2 separate regions of the Homo sapiens genome follow, and region 2 is linked to region 1. A link is an interaction called in ENCODE POLR2A ChIA-PET data of the cell type or tissue named here. Cell type or tissue: A673. All regions are shown on one strand. Links, peaks and the distances in the headings refer to the core of each region. The heading gives the core; the rest is flanking DNA.

Region 1 (4,802 bases), core at 344-4,343:
CAGAACAGGAGCACCTAACCCAGCCAGCTTCATGCCACCAGACAGCCAGGAATGGAGGGATGTGGTAGTGAGGCATGGCTTCCAAGTGGCGGTGATGTGGAGCTGTCTTGAAGGACATGTAGGAATTAGTCAAGGGAGAAATATAAGAAAAATACTTTATAGTGTCTTTTCCAATATTAGAAAATAAAATAATTAAGACAGATGTTAAAGCCAGGAAACATTCTCTTCCTTGAATATTCTCTTCCTGTGTGATACAGTTTGGATGTTTGTCCCCTCCAAATCTCATGTTGATATTGATTGCCAGTGTTGGGGGTGACTGGACCATGGAGGCGGATCCCTCATGAATGGTTTTGCATCATCCCCTTGATGATAAGTGAGTTCCCACCCAGTTAATTCATGAGACATCTGGTTGTTTAAAAGTCTAGGACCTCCCCGTCTCTCTTTCTTGCTCTAGCTCTCACCATGTGACGTGCCTGCTTCCACTTCTCCTTCTACCATGATTGGAAGATTCCTGAGGCCTTCACCAGAAGCCTAGCAGATGCTGGTGCCATGCTTGTACAGCCTGCAGAAACATGAGCCAATTAAAGCCCTTTCGTTTATAAATTACCCAGCATCAGGTATTTTTTCATAGCAACGCAAATGGCCTAATACACTGTGCATTTGGCAGGAAGCTGTTGCTGGTGGTCTGGGGGACTGAATGATTGAATAAGCTTTCAATTTAGGAAGCTCTTGAGAGAATTCTGTAATAGCACTTTCCAGTAGAAATATGTGATTCACGAATAGAATTTTAAATGTTCTAGTAGCTCCGTAATAACATTACAAAAAAAAAGGTGAAATTCATTTTAATAATCTTATATTTCACCCAGTATTTCCAAAATATTATCATTTCAACGTGGAATCAATATAAAAATAATGAGCTATTTTGCAATTTTGTTTTTATATGAAGTCTTCAAAATCTGGTGTGTATTTTACATGTATATGTTTCAATTTGTACCAGCAAATTGCAGAGCTCAATAGCCACATGTGGCTAGTGGCTCTTATATTGAGGAGTCCAGTTTTATAACATCAACATTAAATCTCACCATGGTCACCAATGAAAATGAACCCAGAGTATTCTGGCTGGATTTATTCATGATAACTAATCCCTCACTTACATAAACAGTGTATGCTTCAAGAAGGGAGAACAAAGATTCTGTAAAGATCTATGTCCTAGGCATTTCTCTTATATTTGACAGCCAATAGTGTTTATGACAAGCCCTATACTTCATAAGCAAGCTATGACACAGTATTGTAAATACAAATGTTTTAACTGTGGGTATAGTAAAAGCATTTTGGGCTTCCCAGATTGGCTAGATTCCACCATCACTGGGGCCTGTTTGTGATTATGCATCTATGATACAACTCAGAACCAATTATTCCATCATAAAAGGCATGGTCAAGGCAAACTCTCACACATAATGTCACCTGTGATCATTTTTTTCTTACTGAAATAGCTGCAGTGCTGTTGTATACAAGCGTATTTCTTTTAATGAGATAAGACAAAATGATAGCATTGAGATGAGAGACTTGTAATGACTTCCCACTGGGAGCAATGATCTCTGGTTCTTAGTTTCTCCACCTGTGAAATGGCAGTAATAATTTTGGCCCTAAGGTCTTAGTACCATGAGGATATGAACAAATACTTTTCATTTGTCTGATTCTCAGTTTAGCACAGGACTTATGATTGCAAAAGTATTTCTTCAATCTCCAGAAGTGTTTGTGAGAGAGAGGGCCATCCAGTGAATTACTTTTTCTTTATTTTCTTTAGTGGGTCACTCACAGTTTGTGACAAGAGCATTAGCAATTGCATAGCTGGTGCCAGGGGCACTGTGGAGTCATTGAGGAAGTCACTGTTAGCTACAACCCGTATGAAAGCCAATTACTCTCTAGAGAGGCAACATGCCATCCTGAGAGAATACAGGGCTGGTGCCTCAAAGTTTTTCCACAGACAAGGTACGCAGCCTGGGGCAAACTATTTTAACTGCAGCTTTCTCAGCTGTGAAAAATGAGAATGGCAATCCTTACTGCTTTGGAAGAGAGTTGTGTTTATTAATTAGTTTGTATTTCAAAGTGCTTCACAACTGGAAAGTTTCACTATTGGATTAAGGAAAAATTTCCTTTCATTTTATCCCTCTCCACATTAGGATGAAAAGAAACTGTGCTTGCTGAGGCTGGGAGAAAAACGGAGGGGATTCAGGCAAAAAAGCTAACAAACCTGACTTCCATGGTAGTGGCTCATTTCCCCGGCTGTAAGATGGCACCCATTAAAGGGAGCTTTGTAAATTAGGTATCTTAAAGGGCAGCCAAACCTGCCATCTGAAGAATTACTTTTGTTTTAGACTTAATTTTTATGATTGCTTCAAGAAAAAAAGGGAAAGAAAATGAGCCAAATCACACTGTGATAGGGGATTTGAAAATGAGAAGTAGCATAAACAATATCATGTTTTCTTGCCTGAAAAATAGGAGGTTGGATCTGCTTATATGCCAGCCTTTAGACTCTCAAATCTCCTTGTTCTATTTCTAGCTTATCTCGGTAGGTCCACCAGTATTTTCCTACCAAGTGTTCTACTATCATTAATTGTTTAAAAAAAGAGAAGAGAGAGAATTCATTTCTATTCTTCTTGTGGCTGTCCCTTAGTTTTTCATTTCTCCTTCCATACTGGGGAATACAGGTGCCTGGCCAGGGACTGCACTTCCAAGCCTCCTTTGCATCTAGCTGGGTCATGTGACAAGTTCTCGCCAATGGAAAATAAGCAGAAGTAGAGTTTCTAAGTGGCTGTGCCTTTTCCAGTATCTCTGGGGACTGGAAATGATTCTGAAGCCATAGGGAAAAGCCAAGCCTCAAGAGAGAAGGCTGAATCCTTTATCACCACATGGAGGAAAACCTCCCACAGATAAGGAACATCTGCTTTGGATTGTTATCTGAGTGAGAGAGAAACTTCTGTTGTGTGAAGTCGCTGGTATTTTGAAGTTTATTGTTAATAGCAGCTAATGTTACCCTAACACATATACTGCCAAAGCTGACACTCTTCCCCAAAGTTTCCATTATAGTTGTCTTTTCCATGTCAGAACTTGAAATTCCTTTAGGACTTTCGTGACATTCAATATAGTGCAGGACATGTAAGGTATTTAATAAATGCATATGGAATTGAGGAAGGAAGGTATAAAGGAAGGGAGGGAGGAGGGAGGGAGGAAGGAGTGGGTGAATTAATGTGTATGCATTTAATGTGACTCACTTATTTTCTTTTATGCTTTTAAAGCCAACATGTCCATTTCCACCCTCCACCCTCATTCTCACATTAAGCTATGGAGAGGGGGAATATTTGTACTTTTTTCATGGTCTTCCAAAGGATGGACATACTACTGCCACGAGAGAAATTGCTGGTCAGAGAGAAGCAATTCCTTAGAGAAAGCAACCCACATATCATCACCCAAGAGAGCTGAACCATTGCCAACATCTCCATCAGGAACTTGGAAGAGTTTTCTGTCTTCCCAACACAATAAAACTGGAGACACGAGCATGCAGAGCTCCAGCCAGCACAATTACATAAAGCCAAAGCACATTATCACTTGCAGGCTGCAGGATTTATGGCCAACTATGATGGAAAATACAGAGATACTTTACTTGTCTGAATTCAACACTCAAAAAAGATAGTATGTATTATATTAATGATAGAGAAAAGTTGTATATATTGTACTTTTTCTAATGAAAACCTTAGTAAACAGAGCAGAAACAGATGCCAGCATCTTAGAGAAGAAAGAAAAATGGAAAAGATTGCCAGTTTGCTCCTCTTCAGACAATATGCAATTGCTGTTCTTGTTGAAAAATTCCTTTCAAATGCATTGAGGCAGCATTTCTATTTTGGTGGTTTTCTGCATTTGAGTTGCTGCTTCTAACTTGAGTGGAACAGAGAAGTTTGTATTCTCTATGGGTGTCTGCTGTTCCAAGTATGAAGCAGTGAAGCTAAAATCACTTTACTTCTAGAAACCTGTGATTTCCATTTGCCATGAGGTTAGCACTTCCTCTGGCAGTGCCTTTGCCACGAACTGTCATAGAACCATGCTGTTTATCTAGCATAGCATTCTTCTTTATCATAGCTGCTTACCACTTGTTTCTGCTCTGGAATGCACCCTGTACGTGCAGGTTATGTGGTGTCCTGGCCCAGTGCTGGCACACGGTGAGCACTCACAAAAATATTGAAGAGCTCTCTTCAGGTTGTAATTTTATGTTACCAATGTTTTTACACAGTTGGTTTGCATTATGAGTACACAGTGAGAAGGTAAACCAGTGTGCTGTTTGTCTATCGTTTCCAAATTTTGAATTATTTAAATACATGTTAGTGAAATCACTGTTTATCAGAACCAAAATTGCAATCTTAAAACTTCTGCAAGATAGAAAAGATTGTTTAACAAAGGAAGGAAAATATTACAAAAACAGATTTCTCTCTTAATTTTGTCAGTGCTTGGACTTGGTCCCCAAATCTTAAAAGTGAATTTGTTTCCAGAACACCTGAAACAGAGACCACATTTTTATGTTTGCCTTTTTGCAGTGAAGTTTACATTAGGGAGCTATATTTTCCTTATATTTATTTTTAAATCATTTGGGCTTTCCAATAAAATAGCATTCTCATTTTCTTCCCTCTTCCCAGATTAATGCATTTATTATTTTAATGCATGAAGGGGTCCACGTGGCGCTATGGTTGGTGGCTGGGATGCTCTGGAGTGGTGCGCTTGGAAAACAATGTGTTATTTGCACTTGAGAA
Region 2 (4,802 bases), core at 376-4,375, 630 kb before region 1:
CCTGCCTCGGCCTCCCAAAGTGCTGGGATTACAGGCTTGAGCCACGGCGCCCGGCCTTTATTCCTTTCTTTGGCCTCAATTTTATTGTTAAGAGATAGTGGGAAGGGCCCAATTTTGAAATGATCCTGGAATTAATGTAGGAGGCCTTGTATAAGCAGTTAATGTGTATTTATTGAGTGGGTACCCTGTGCCAATATGATACAAGGTGTGAAGGACACATGAGTTGGGAAAGGCATGGGGAAATGCACGCTCACACTGCTGGTGCGAGTGTAAAAGGTACAGTCTCTATGTAGGGCTATTTGGCAGTATATACTCTTTGACCCAGCAACTCCACTTTTAAGTATTTATCTTAGGGATACCCTCACACATTTATGAAATGATTTATATACAAGGATATTCATTATAGCAATATTTGTAATGGCAAAAAGAAACAAAAGTCAGATGGGGGACTGATTAAATAATTATGTTATTAAGTAATACTGTTTCAGTACATCTGTGTAATGAAATAATGTCCAGTCATTAAAAATAGTGAGGCAAAGTCTGGGTGCAGTGGCTCACGCCTGTAATCCCAGCACCTTGGGAGGCTGAAGCCGGAGGATTGCTTGAGACCAGCCTGGGCAACATAGTGAGACCCTGTCTGTACAAAAAAAAAAAAAAAAAAGTAAAATATTAGCCAGGCATAGTGGCACATGCCTGTAATCTCAGCTATTCAGGAGGCTGAGGTGGGAAGATTGCTTGAGCCCAGGAGGTTGAGGCTGCAGTGAGCTGTGATTCTGCCACTGCACTCCAGCCTGGGCAACAGAACAAGACCCTATCTTAGAAAAAAAGAAAAAAAAGAAAAAGGGACAACTTACAACTCTGTGCCCTGATGTAGAACCATCTCCAAAATATATTAAATGAGTGTGGGATACTATGCTTATATGCGATTGTGTGTATTTAATGGCTTCCTAAGAAAACAAAAAAAAACCTGATACTAGTGATTGCCTTGGAGGAGGGTAACTGGGAAATTACTTTTGCAACTTTTAAATCTTATACCATGTACACCTGGTATCTATTTTTAAAAAGCCATTTTCATGCCCTAAATGAGTTTAGTCAGACCATAGTAAGAAAATCCTGTAAGACATACAAAGTATGGGGTAATTACTGGCTTTATGGGAAGACTGATTTCAATGCAAAACTCTCCCTATGCAAGGGAGTTGTCCTGATTTCAATGCTAAGCTCTCTTTAGGCAAGTTACGTTGGCCTGATTTGCCTGTTAAGTCGTATGGGGCAGGCAAGTCTGAGTGTCCAGAGGGCAGACCTTTAACTCTTAGTTTCCTGCCTTGGGAGAAGGCACAGGGCTAAAGTGGTTTCCAGAACGTGTCTGTTGTGGTGTGAACACCAAGGAGCAGTGGACAAGCTTCCCAGGCTCAAGGTCAGAAGGTCTGGACTGGAGTCCTGCCTCTGCTACTTGGTGAATATGTGATTTGGGGCAGGTTGCTTAATCCCCGAAGCCTCAACGTGTTCATCTAGAAATGAAGATTACAGGCTGGACGCAGTGGCTCATGCCTGTAATCCCAGCACTTTGGGAGGCTGAGGCAGGCAGATCATCTGAGGTCAGGAGTTCGAGACCAGCTTGGCCAACATGGCAAAACCCCATCCCTACTAAAAATACAAAAATTAGCTGGGCATGGTGGCAGGTGCCTGTAATCCCAACTACTCGGGAGGCTGAGGCAGGAGAATCACTTCAACCCAGGAGGTGGAGGTTGCAGTGAGCTGAGATTGTGCCACTGCACTCCAGCCTAGGCAACAGAGTGAGACTCTGTCTCAAAAAAAAAAAAGACTACAATACCTGGCCCAACTCCCTCATGCTACTGTAGTGAGGCTCAAATGAGATAGCACCCATGAACACTCCTGTAAACCATGAAGTATGCAAACACCAGGTGTAATAGAAGCTGTTAGGTACCTGTGAGGCCAGCAGACAAGAGCAAGAGATGCTAATTTAAAAAGAATTAAGGTGAAGCAAAGATCTTTTCCCTCTGCCAAATAACTTGGCAAGAGTTGTAAAATTAGAAAAGTAGACCCTTAGTAGTTTGATAATCCTTTGACCTCTGACCCTGCACAAATGATCTCACCCTTTAGACCTGTTCCCTTATTTGCAAAACAAGAGGGGCTGTCTGGGTGATTCCTGTGGTCCCTTCCAGTTGTAGCGTTCCGTGACAGTGTGGCATTAACAGTAATTCCCATCTTGGCTGAGATGGATGAGTCATACTAACTGAAAAGTCAAAATACGAGGAAGAAGTCTCTTTATGTATGAGAATTTTCCTTGAGCTAGAGACTCAGAGCCTCTTGGGGAGGAGATGAGGGAAAACATTGCCACCACCAAGAAGGGAGACGAAGGATGTATAAAGAGAATGGAGATGTATTTACTTTTTTTTTTTTTTTTTTTTTTTTGAGACAGAGTCTCACTCTGTCCTTCTGGCTGGAGTGCAGTGGCACGATCTTGGGTTACTGCAATCTCCACCTCCCAGGTTCACGCCATTCTCCTGCCTCAGCCTCCCAAGTAGCTGGGACACAGGCGCCCACCACCACGCCCAGCTAATTTTTTGTGTTTTTAGTAGAGATGGGGTTTCACCGTTAGCCAGGATGGTCTCCATCTCCTGACCTCGTGATCCGCCCGCCTCGGCCTCCCAAAGTGCTGGGATTACAGGCGTGTGCCACCGCACCCAGCCGAGATTATTTACTTCTTGTGTGTTCTTGCCATCTCCATAGCCTCCTTTGCTTTCAAATGCCCACTTGGGCTGGGCCTTTGGAAAATAGATTTAACCCTTGTTTATTGGAAGGATATTCACACAGTAGGCCAGTTATACACTTTGTGGCAGTCGTTACCTCTTCTGTGAGGTCTTTCTGTGCAGATTTAGTGGCACCTCCTCCATGCTGCCTGGGCTTCTACTTGCTTCTCATCACTTTGTCTCATAACTCAGATCAGAGACTGTGTCTTACTCATCTTTGTATCCCTGGCATCTGAGGGGGTGGTATCTGATGGGTAGATGGATTAGTGATCCACTTAGGGTATTTACACTAATCTTGTTGATCTTGACTACTACCTTTATAACCACCACCATTCTACAAGTTTTAACTTTTTTTTTTTTTTGAGACAGAGTTTTGCTCTTGTCACCCAGGCTGGAGTGCAATGGCGCGATCTTGGCTCACTGCAACCTCTGCCTCCCCGGGTTCAAGCGATTCTCCTGCCTCAGCCTCCCGAGTAGCTGGGACTACAGGCACCCGCCACCATGCCTGGCTAATTTTTTTGTATTTTTAGTAGAGACGGGGTTTCACCGTGTTAGCCAGGATGGTCTCAATCTCCTGATCCTGTGATCCACCTACCTCAGCCTCCTAAAGTGCTGGGATTACAGGCGTGAGCCACCGCACCCAGCAAGGATCTTTTTTTTTTTTTTTAAAGCTAAGTGTTTTATACATATAATAATATTGTTAATAAAATGTATCTAAAATTCATACCACCAGCACACAAGGTCTCCGGCTAGCAGCAGTAAATGGCATTTAGTACTTACTTAGCCCCCAAGCCTGGATGACTGACTATACTGACTTATTATTACTTTTAGCTATTTGTAGGTAGTTACATCTGAAAATTGACCAGGCACAGTGGTTCATGCCTGTAATCTCAGCACTTTGGGAGACCAAGGCAGGAGGATCAGTTGGGGCCAAGAATTTGAGACCAGCATGAGTAACATAGCAAGAACCATCTCTACAAAAAATAAAAATTAACCAGGCATGGTGATGCATGCTACTTGGGAGGCCAAGGTGGGAGGATCACTTGAGCCTGGGAATTAGAAGCTGCAGTGAGCTAGGAAGGTGCCACTGCACTCCAGCCTGGGCAACAGAGCAAGACTCTTAATCTCTTTTAAAAAAAAAATCTGAAAAGGACCCCAAGGATTGAACTTTATCTTTACATTTATCTTTACAAATCCAGGATCAAAAGAGAGGGTAAAGGATCACTTGGGGAGTTTAGAAGTGGCAGAAGTATCTGTAGAAGCCTTACGGTGTGAATGTGCTGGATTGTGTGTGCCCACCCTCATGGGGGACTTCCTTGGAGGATGAGGGTACACCAGCATGGGCAGCAAAGCTGTTTGACCTCAAGGTGGAGATCTGAGCCACCTGGTCAGTCCATGCCCAGTTAATTTCTATGGAGGTTTGGTAAAGTAGGTTAGGGAGTTGGATCCAATGTTCCTGAAGTTTCTGTTGGTAATATGGCAGGGGTCGGGTCGGGTGTGGGGAGGGTTGGATCATTCTAAGGGCAGTACAAGACCTAATCCCAAAGGTGAGAAGTTCCTCTCTGTGGAGGACAGCATTTAGAACTCAATACATACATGGCTTGTTCAAAAATGGGGAAGAGATTAGAAAAATTTATCCTAATGTTTGCTTGTCAAACCAAGCCATTCTCTCAGCAAAGTAGTGAAACCCTTACATAAGTCCTTTGAAGCCTAGCAGCAGTATCCTACTCAAACACAAACCACCAAAAAAAAAACAAAAAAAAAACAAAACCTCCTTGGGGACTCAGATGTGAACCTCTCATGGAAAATTCAGTACCATGTGCTTTTTGTAGCAGGTAGGATCACCTGCTGTTTTGGAAATTAACTTTTTTTCTGACATCTTTTTGACCGAACTCTGCATGTGCCTCTTGAGAAAATAATCCAAATTCTTGCTTTCTTCACTTTCCAGTTTTGCTTTATCTTTGCATCATGCTCTGCAGTTTACAGACAAGCATAATGGGTGAGAGTTCCAGTAAATTGGCTGGATCATAT

What was found. Peaks named below come from ENCODE experiments on the same cell type or tissue, not always from the same donor. Only the 100,000 strongest peaks of a DNase experiment are listed, where the experiment ranks them.
Region 2: POLR2A ChIA-PET joins it to region 1 with 11 read pairs; 1 of 35 experiments calls an interaction of 5 or more read pairs at or near these places.

Annotation. Positions count from the first base shown.
Region 1 is chr2:176,612,278-176,617,079 of GRCh38, reverse strand. It overlaps LINC01116 (long intergenic non-protein coding RNA 1116), which reads left to right. Exons shown (of 5, transcript NR_188023.1): 5 at 3,300-4,802. Among named protein-coding and RNA genes, the nearest start is that of MIR1246, 14 kb to the right of the region's middle. In A673, for the core only: no CTCF peak of the experiment used is centred there; DNase peaks (open chromatin) are centred at 2,839, 3,259 and 3,509; H3K4me3 peaks cover 779 bases; H3K27ac peaks cover 2,595 bases.
Region 2 is chr2:177,242,634-177,247,435 of GRCh38, reverse strand. The region is part of intron 1 of NFE2L2 (NFE2 like bZIP transcription factor 2); the gene reads left to right. Among named protein-coding and RNA genes, the nearest start is that of MIR3128, 11 kb to the left of the region's middle. In A673, for the core only: no CTCF peak of the experiment used is centred there; a DNase peak (open chromatin) is centred at 2,225; H3K4me3 peaks cover 220 bases; H3K27ac peaks cover 3,329 bases.